Regions from separate parts of the Mus musculus genome. Here region 2 is linked to region 1. A link is a loop called in an ENCODE intact Hi-C map of the cell type or tissue named here. Cell type or tissue: left cerebral cortex. All regions are shown on one strand. Links, peaks and the distances in the headings refer to the core of each region. The heading gives the core; the rest is flanking DNA.

Region 1 (4,618 bases), core at 1,110-3,609:
AAACACTAGCGTATTTAATAATCTAAATCTGTGACTTATACCATGCAACCAGGCAACTAAGAACACAATCAGACACAGCAAAAGAAGCAAATTAGGTGGATGTGGCTGATAGTGAAGAGGCAAAGTCAAGGCTGTTGACTGGAAAAGGGACCTACCAGCAGGAAGAGAGAAGAAAAGATGGCTAGATCGGAAAGATGGAACCTTTCTTTCATATGCTTTCAGAGGTGAACGAGCAATCGCAGGGCTGATAGTTCCCCATGAGGCGCATATGAGACTTCCCTGTGACATCTAGATAAGGACTGCTGTGTATAGTGAGAAGGAGCCAGGTAGGCCCAAGGCACTGCAATGCATATGACTACCTACATCTGTCCCACTCACAGTGTCAATCCCGTGCTCACTGGGGACAAGAGATCCTGGGGTTACACAGTGAGCAGTTGGTACAGGAGCAAACAGAGTGTGGTCCCAGTGTGTGAGCCTTTTCCTTTTGTCCTGGGCCTTTCCCCTTTATCCTGGGCCCTTTCCATCTTCTTGAATGAGACGACAGCCCCATCAGGGTCTGTAGAGCTTTCCTCAGTATGGAAATGGGTGTCCAAAAGGAATGCTGTTGTAGGATACTGTGGCAGAATTTCTAGGCTTTCTGGGATCAGGTGATGATAGAACCTCAGCAGTGTTCTGGGTACTCTAGTGAGACATGGTCGTATGTGTCCAGCCCTTGAGTATCTCAAACTGGCCACACAGTAGGCAGATTGGGCAAGTACTTTGTCTCTGTGAGAAATGCCCAGCTACTGCTACTGGGCTGTGTAGAAATCCACGTGGACTCTTTCTGAGGCATCAGCAGTTAATGCACGTCCGAGTGGTTTAAATAGAGCTGTCTCTGGCAAGGGTTCTACAAGACAAATATAGGGACTCTGGCGCGGATTCAAGATGGGAACTTCGTGGGTGTGGGCGTAATGAATTCTAGCCTAGCTCCTCTAACCACAAGAGTGCAGAAAGAGGCCATTCCAGGCTGACACTACTCTATGTCCTGATGCTCTCTGTGCTGTCCAGTGACTTCAGTGTCGCACATCTCCACTTCTGGCTGGAATAATGTTCCCACAGAGGAACAGCCAGCCTAACTGATTTCCTTCTAGCCTTGGTTCTGATTGGCAGTGTGCGTTTTATTTATATTTAAAACCAAAAGGAGATAATTTATGTTTTTCATATACTGTGGTTTTCATTCTTTCCACACTATTTCTTGGACAGTGAGTACTGTGCTAAGTCCTTCCTTAAGTACTCGACCAGCCACAGATAGTTTGGTGGTGGACAGAAACTGAGCGTGGTAGGTAGGGCCTCGGGGAGTTCTGCTGGGCCTCTGTTGACTCCTGTTGGTCCACGCAGAACCTGTATCCTCAAGGGAGGAGGGGTCAGAGCACCACCAAGAGTGGACAAGTAGGGCATGCACAGGTGACCTGGCAGAGAAAATACGGTTTGAGCAGCTGGCTTAGGGGGAAGCGGGGAACGGTCACTGCTGAATCACCCGTTGAGTGTTTCTAAGGGCTCCAACAGGAACTGGTGCCAGGCCCATGGTCATGAACTCCTAGAGTACATAACAGACATCGAAAGGAAGCTTTAGGTGCATTCCGAGGACACTTGACCTGCCAACCCTGGAGCCCTGAGTCTGCAAAGACCTGAGAGCTCCAACAGCCACTCTGAGAGGCAAGACAGGGATGGGGAACCACAGCCGGAAAACCTACATCCCCAAACAATACATGGAGAGGGGAATTCTTGGGCTATTTTTATTCCCAGTTCGATATATGCAGAGGAATCCATGCCAGAAGTTAAGTTCTGGGCAGCAGCTCCCATTCAGGCATGCTAGCTGGAATGCAAGAGTGTGACCAGGACACAGGGTAAGGCCCTGGGGTCAAGGACACTTGCAGGCATCACTCCTGGCCTCACTCCTAACAGCATCAATGCAGACAGCATACATGGTGTATCACACATTTCCCAGTACATACACATACGTCCCTTTATACACAGCACCGCACGACATTAACGTTACACACCAGGGAAACCTATCACAGAGAATCAATCACTCCCGAAGTCTGCGACTTTATCCTTTCAGCGTTTCACTCCAGGAATTCGCATCCCTGCCCTTAAGTTTATTACATAGTTGTAATCACTTCACCCTGAATCCTGCAATATAGCTACCCAGACACCCATTTACAAGAGGATCACCCATGGGGGAGAAGAGGAACAACAATACCCTCCCCCTCCCCTGCCAGTTTTTTAAAGCATTTTTAAAAGCATTTAGACTTTTACATTCCAGTTCTAACAGGAAGGAGGAAGCCATAGAGATCTATGCGTCCACCCACACACATATGTCCCTACCCACTCCCCCTACACACATGCATTCCCTCCTTGACAAATCCAAGAATCTCTTCCATCCATTACAGCTCTATGCCCCCTCCCATGGGGTCTGCTGTCTGAGGCAGGGTATGGAAGTGCTGAGAAAATGGACAGGTCTGAAGGGGCAGAAGGGTGCATTGGCTAACCTGATTCCACAAGGAAGGACCCAGTACAGAAGGGTGTGGAGCAGAGGGCTGAGTTTCTGTGGGTTATTAGGGGACTGAGTCTTGGAGTCCTAGTCAAGTGGGACACAAAGACGGGATCTTTGTGTTTCAGGGGGAAAAAAAAACCACAAGGTTTTCTTGGGTGATGATCTTAATCATTCATTATCCAGGTGAGCACTAGGACCTGGTACGTGCCTGACAGCATTCTACCACTGAGCCACATCCTGAAGTCGCCTTCCTTCTTGCTTGTTTTAAATACCAACTAACCCAGTTCCCTCCTACAAAGCAAGTATGGTTTATGGGATAATCACTTAGATCTTCGATTCCTCTTTTCTTTTAATTTTAATTTTTCTTTTCGATTTTTCTTTTTCTTTTCTTTTCTTTCTTTTCCTCTTTCTTTTCTGCTTTTATGGTTGTTGTTTGTTTTCTGTTTTGTTTTGTTTTGTTTGGGGGGAGGGGTTGCCAAAATGAAATCTATATTCACTACTAATCCAAACAAAAACAGAAGACACTCCCACTTCCCTGAATTCCTTCCTTCTGTGCTGCAGAAAATATGTTCCAAGAGGCTCCTTAGGTGTCTGGAACCACAGACAACGGCACTCTCCGTACACCATACCCCAATTCTATACTACTTAGAATAAAGTTGAATCTACACAGAAGACACAGTTAAAGAGCAAGAACAGTAATTATTACATTTAAAAATGTAACATTGTTGGTAAAAGTTACTTTAAGAAAATGTTTTTTCCCCTAAAAATGCCCCTTGAATATTTTTGGGTGTATTGGATCTTGGGTAGCTGAGACAAAGGAAGGTGAAACCATGATCAAGGGGGACGACTGTGGTATGTCAGTTCAACAGTGTGCTGGGTGTGGGTGCTTTAGTAATCCTTCAGAGCATGGTACACCCCTGAATAAACACCTCTCTGGTTCAACAAGACTGGGATTTGTTGTAACTCTGGGTCATCTAACTGTAGGTAGAAGCAGGGGCATACAGTTTACAATATGGACGTGCTATTCCATTGCTGTGGGGCACCTAGCAGGTGGACAGCAGAGCGATGGCTGTCAATCAGGCGCAATGGCAGTTGCCACTGAGGAGTGGACATTTAACAGGTCCACTGTCTCAGTCTGCAGGACAAAAGGACTTCTGGACATTGCATGGACAACAGTGTCCACTCAGACACTGATGATGTAGATGGTCGTTTTCTTGTTGGCTACATTTTAATACAATCAAAATTTTAAAAATCTTTAACTGAAAGCAAAAAAAATGTTCAGCCTGGTGAATTTTCCATGAAAATGTAGGCTTGGGGCTAGAAGAGAGAAGCAGATGTCACTTAGCCCAATGATTCTCAACTTTTTATTGATTGGAATCCACAATAAAAGCTAGATTTTTATCTCATGATCCAGCATATGAATGCCACAAGAATACACATGTGTATTTGGATAGCAACACATTTATACACAGATATACATCTAGCTAAAATATATAGAATTAAATAGGCACAAAAAAACACAAGCCATTATACAAGGTGTGTTCTGCCTTCCCCCACCCCACCCCACCCACTCTGTCCAGTCTAATTGTATTTTTTAAATATCAGTTACATTCTACAAAATTGATCTCATTATCCTAGTTAGATTTCAGTCTGCAGTTCAAAGACCCTGATCTGACATAACCTTCACAGTAATATAAAGATGCCTAGTATCTCTCTGCTGGGTGTCATCCAGCCCCCACCCCCATGCTGTCAGGTCAGGGATGGGGCTCTCACTTCCCACAAGGCAGTAGGCTCTGTGATGGACCCACCTAGCAGGTCACTTCCCAGTTGTTCCAGATGGGTGGAGTTGGGGGAAAGAAGTCTGGAGCCAGCTAGAGGGATCTCAGCAGCTTAGGAAAGGACCAAGAACACAGCTTTATCCACAGGCAGGGAGCAAGGTGGGCTGGCGGCAAGGGCATGGAACTGGGTGGCTGTGGCTGCCTTCTGGCTTTACATTGACCTGCCCCCTTTGTCTTTGCTTCCCTCCACCACTATCATTATTTCCACATCTGGTGCATGATCTCATCTCCCAAGCACCCATCT
Region 2 (4,618 bases), core at 1,129-3,628, 49 kb after region 1:
TACCTCTAGCCCCTGCATACATACACACACCACAACCCCATTAACACACACACACACACACACACACACACACACACACACACAAAGTGTGTCTATGCAAACCTGTGACCACTGTACTCGAGGACTTCCTCTGGTCCCTCTGAGCATTCAGGTTTTTTTCTTGAGCTCTGGATTGATCCGCTATGACATGTTCCAAAATCTTGTCACCCTTCCTTCCATCAGGTCCCACTGCATCAGGACAAAGTCCCAGCTCATCACCATCCCCCTCAGTGTCCCATGAATGTGTCTGCCCCGCCGTAGTGATAGAAAAACGAACACACACAACCTTTATTACTTTTGCAGGACTGTGAACCACAAACCCAACAGGACAACCAGAGAAAAGAATTCTTCATTTTGCTGCTCTGAAAGTGTCAGCTTTGTCCCTCACAGGGGTGGGAGTATGGGGGGGGGGGGACCAGAGGTGGCCAAGAAGCAGAGATAGGAGCTTTAGGACACAGCCTCCAAGAACAGTTCCACAAACTGCCTTCCTCAAGCTAGGCCCTGTCTCCTACCTTACCTAACCTCCTCAGGAGGCCATCAAGTGATGAACCAGGATTCACTCACAGGGTCAGGGTCCCATTCTTGGAACACTTGCAGGCACTCAAGAAGTTGTACTTTACTGCCACAGTCAAGATTAACCCTCATACAGCTTCAGGGGTTCTGTGGACAGTAAATTTTGTTAATACTTCAGGGCACCTAACACAGAGTAAGAAATCCTCAGAGATTATTGCTGCTGGGTTATCAACACGGAGGCCAAAGGGATCTTTCTAAGCACCCACCTCTGGGATTCCTGAGGGTACCCGGCAGGGCCAAGCTTAGTCAATCTCACCATTCTTACCTGACAGTGGGTCATTCCTATGCTGCCTGCTCCCTTAACAAGCCATACCCATCTCCAACCACACTGAACCAGCTTATCTAATGACTGCCTCACCAACTCCTCTGAAATGTCGACTACTGCAAACAGTGTTCTTGTTTGGTTTCTGCTGCCATGACAACCAAAAAGCAACTCTGGGAAGAAAGGGTCTATTACAGCTTATATTTCCTAGTCATACTCCACCACTGAGGGATATCAGGGCAGGAAATCAAGCAAAACTAATGTAGAAATTATGGAAATAATGGAGGTATGCTGTCTATAAGACATCCCCTCTGATTGGTATGGAAGAGCCCACGTTGGCCTTACACTACCCAGGCAGGACCAATGTACTGGGCCCTCCCACACCCATCACCAATCTAGACAATCTCTCTGACTGGCTGATCCATTTGAGGCAATCCTTCAACTGAAATCCCCTCAGACGACCCTAGGCTGTGTCAAGATGAAATTGAGTAGAACAGGGGGGCTGTCTTGCGGACTTAAGCAGCCGCAATATCTAGAACAGGGTGTGAGAATCAAAGAGGTTCTTAGGATGTTTATTTCACACATGAATACATCATGAAGAGGCCACACTGCATCTGGCTGAGCACACAGCCTGAGGACTCCTGGGATCTTTCAGATCAGCCCCACTCCCTGCTCTTCAAGGCTCACTCACACTGAGCACCCACTGGCTTTGCACCACCATTCTAAGATGCAGAATAAGACTTCAGCCTTCTGGCCTCACCTGGTGTCCAAAGCTTCCTCTCTTCTAGAATCTTCTATATGCTGCAGCATCTTCTTGCAAAAACCTCCCCTCACCTCCTTCACCTGGTTAATGCCTCTAGGTTCTTTAGATTTTTGCTAGAAGCTCCCAGAGAGTGGGAATTATTACCACCTATCTCACTTCCAGTGTCCCTCGGACCTCCTAATCAAAACGAGGCAGCCAGCAAGAACAGAAGGCAGTCTCCAGGCCCACACGCTCTCTGTCCCCTGGATCACAGGCCTTCGGTTGATGTTTTACCCCATTCTGAGGACACCACCCATGCTAATCAGTACCTTTGCTAGCCCAGGGGAATTCGAACCAGGACCTAAACTTCTAGGCTGTCTATTTCAGCTATGCCAAATAAGAGATCTAGCACTAATGAACGAGGGAACAGGCACTATGAACCACTGCTGAGCTAATATGATGGATAACTGGAGGAACGTGGATGTAGACAGCACCCATCTGCTCTGCTTCCAATCTGTATGGAGCTGCCATCAACTGCTGATTCTCAAAAAAAGACATTTCACCAAGTGGAGAAAGGGCGTCTGAAGATCAGGCCCAGTGGGCTCTTACAGTACCTCCTTTTCACTATGTCAGGCTTCCTAGTGGCTAACCCTGGGCCCTCCCAACTGTGGGTCTGACCCGTGTGTTAGTGGCTGATGAAACAAATTTAGCTGTTTCAGTACATCAATGACTTTAAACGAGAAAAGTAACAAGATACTGCCAGAGTAAAATGGACATTTCAGAAACCCTTTAAAAAAAGAAAAATCAGTCAATATGTCAGTATGAATGTTTTGGAAAGCAATGGAGCATGCATATCTAAGCGATTAGGTCAAATTGTTATCGAAAATGTCTGCCTTTTTTTTTTTTTTTTTTCTGTTTTAGAACAAAGACTTTTTCACTGGGCCTGGTGGCACAAGCCTGCAATCTCAGCCACTCGAAAGGCTGAGGCAAGCAAAGAAAAGTTCAAGGCCATCCTGGCTAATTTAAGAGCTTGGCTCAAAATCAAAAGTAGGCTTGGGGTGCAGCTGCGAGGTAAAGTACTTGCCTAGCGTGATCTCCTACAGCCCCGACACCCACCCTTCCCCGCCATGCTAGTTTTGCTGTGTCAGCTGCTCTTGGTTTAATTATAACCACTGGAACTCCAGATATTTGGATACTAAGAGTAAGAGGAGCAAGGCAGCAGGCAAGCGCCACAGGCCTTTCTTACGGCTCTGTAACCCGTTGATCAAGGCACTGCTGGGCAGGGGAAATCTCAAGGCCTTAGAACTCTGCTAGGTCCTGGCCTCTTCCATTTCTAAAATGACCGCGCCAAGCCCAAATGTCTGCAGACCATACTATTCCCCATCGTTGTTCAGATTGGCCTGGACCGGGGGCAAGATGGTTGCTAGGCCTGGAGGAGGGGGAGGGGCAGGCCGGGGGTCCCCAGGGCGGGCTGGCGCGGTGCTCACCCGGAAGTCTTGCGCAGTGTCCTTGATGGGCTGCACACGATGCTCTTGGTGCCGGGCGTCGGCCTGGCAAGCACAGCACAGCAGCTCCTTGTCCTCCAGGCAGAAGAGCGTGAGCGGGGCACGGTGCGCACGGCAGGGGCGCGGGGACCGGCGACCGGTCCAGCGCGCGCCCTCAGCCTCCTCGCGCAGCAAGGTCTCCACCAGGTTGTTGAGCGTGTGGTTGGTGCGCAGCTCCCCGGGCACCGCTCGTTCCTTGCACACCGGACACGAGGGCGTCGTCTGCACCTCCCAGCAGCCGCTCACGCACCGGCGGCAGAAGTTGTGGCCACAGCGCAGAGTTACTGCGTCGCGGAACGGGTCGTAGCACACGGCACACAGCAGCTCCTCTTTGAAGGAGCGCGAAGGCCCCGGGGACACAGAAGGGCCCGGCTCCATCGCAGGAGCAGCCGCCGTCACCACCACCGGTGTCGCCGCCTTCATGCCTAGCCTGCGGGCGTTGTCCCTGCTGAAGATCTGGGAGCTTAAGGCGGCTCCAACCAATCACGGATGGGCTTTGAGGGCGTGGACCCTCCCACTTCCGTCTTGCGCGGGGTCTCCCAGAGGAGGTGTGGTCCGCGATCTCCGTTAGCTCCAAGGCGGAAGGATCTGTCGTCCCACTGCAGTGTCGGGTTTCCGTTGTCAAATAGGAAGTGAAGCCACGGGCCGCCATCCTTAAGCAATTCCCGCTATCTCAGACTCCTGGTATAGATGGGAAGGGATGTCCATGGCTTAACTCCTGAGCTCCCTAGGTGGGGTCTGAACCTGGGCCCAAAGCAGTAGGGGGGGGGGAGGTCATGCAGCACTGGGAATGGTTTCTCAAAACCCTCACATAGGTCGTCCGCTGACTTTGGTCGGGCTTACTGCCACCTCGAGGTAGCGGGAAGACCTGAGGAGTTGAGATTCCCGGCTTGTGGTTGGATAAATGAGTTCCAGTGTAAAATGGTGGTTTCCGTGAAAAGGACGTGTGAGAACGAAATTAATAGGGAAGCATGCTCGTGGCATCTTCATTAAAGTCAGGGTGAGAAAGTCGTGATGAACATGCTTGTAATCTCAGCATTTGGGAGGCTGGGGCAGGAGGATCAAGAGTTTGAGACCAGCCTGGGTTACACAGGGACACTTAAAAAAAAAAAAAAAATCCACTTTGGATTCTGGCAAGAAAGGCAGTCTGAATGTTCCCAGCTGCCCATTCCTAGTTGATATTTGTAACCTTCCGCTGCTGTCTTACCCCAACATACACACTAATTCAGCAAGGCACTGCAGATTTGCAAATTCCTTGGGATCATATGAAACAATTTTTAAAAAATGCACTAGATAAACAATTACAAAAGGCAGTGTGTTTGGGTCTCTTTCCTATTCCTCTTGCCAGAACCACAGACGGGATGGTTTATAAAGAATAGAGGTTCCAGAGGCAGGGATATTCAAGAACTGTGTGCCAGCCTTCCTGCTGCATCTTGATGCGATAGAGAGAGTCACATG

The links. A loop is a pair of places that touch in the nucleus more often than their neighbours do. Peaks named below come from ENCODE experiments on the same cell type or tissue, not always from the same donor. Only the 100,000 strongest peaks of a DNase experiment are listed, where the experiment ranks them.
Region 2: it touches region 1 in a loop (5-fold over the local background); 10 of 42 quality-filtered maps call a loop at or near these places.

The regions. Positions count from the first base shown.
Region 1 is chr14:66,345,450-66,350,067 of GRCm38, reverse strand. The region is part of intron 1 of Stmn4 (stathmin-like 4); the gene reads right to left. Among named protein-coding and RNA genes, the nearest start is that of Stmn4, 3.5 kb to the right of the region's middle. In left cerebral cortex, for the core only: no CTCF peak of the experiment used is centred there; DNase peaks (open chromatin) are centred at 1,383 and 2,352; H3K4me3 peaks cover 2,500 bases; H3K27ac peaks cover 2,372 bases.
Region 2 is chr14:66,296,035-66,300,652 of GRCm38, reverse strand. Trim35 (tripartite motif-containing 35) reads right to left here and starts at 3,628. Exons shown (of 6, transcript NM_029979.3): 1 at 3,104-3,628. The coding sequence starts at 3,583. It overlaps 1700001G11Rik (RIKEN cDNA 1700001G11 gene), which reads left to right and starts at 3,524. Exons shown (of 3, transcript NR_038077.1): 1 at 3,524-3,844; 2 at 4,509-4,618. In left cerebral cortex, for the core only: a CTCF peak has its summit at 2,571; DNase peaks (open chromatin) are centred at 2,026, 2,785 and 3,040; H3K4me3 peaks cover 2,500 bases; H3K27ac peaks cover 2,354 bases.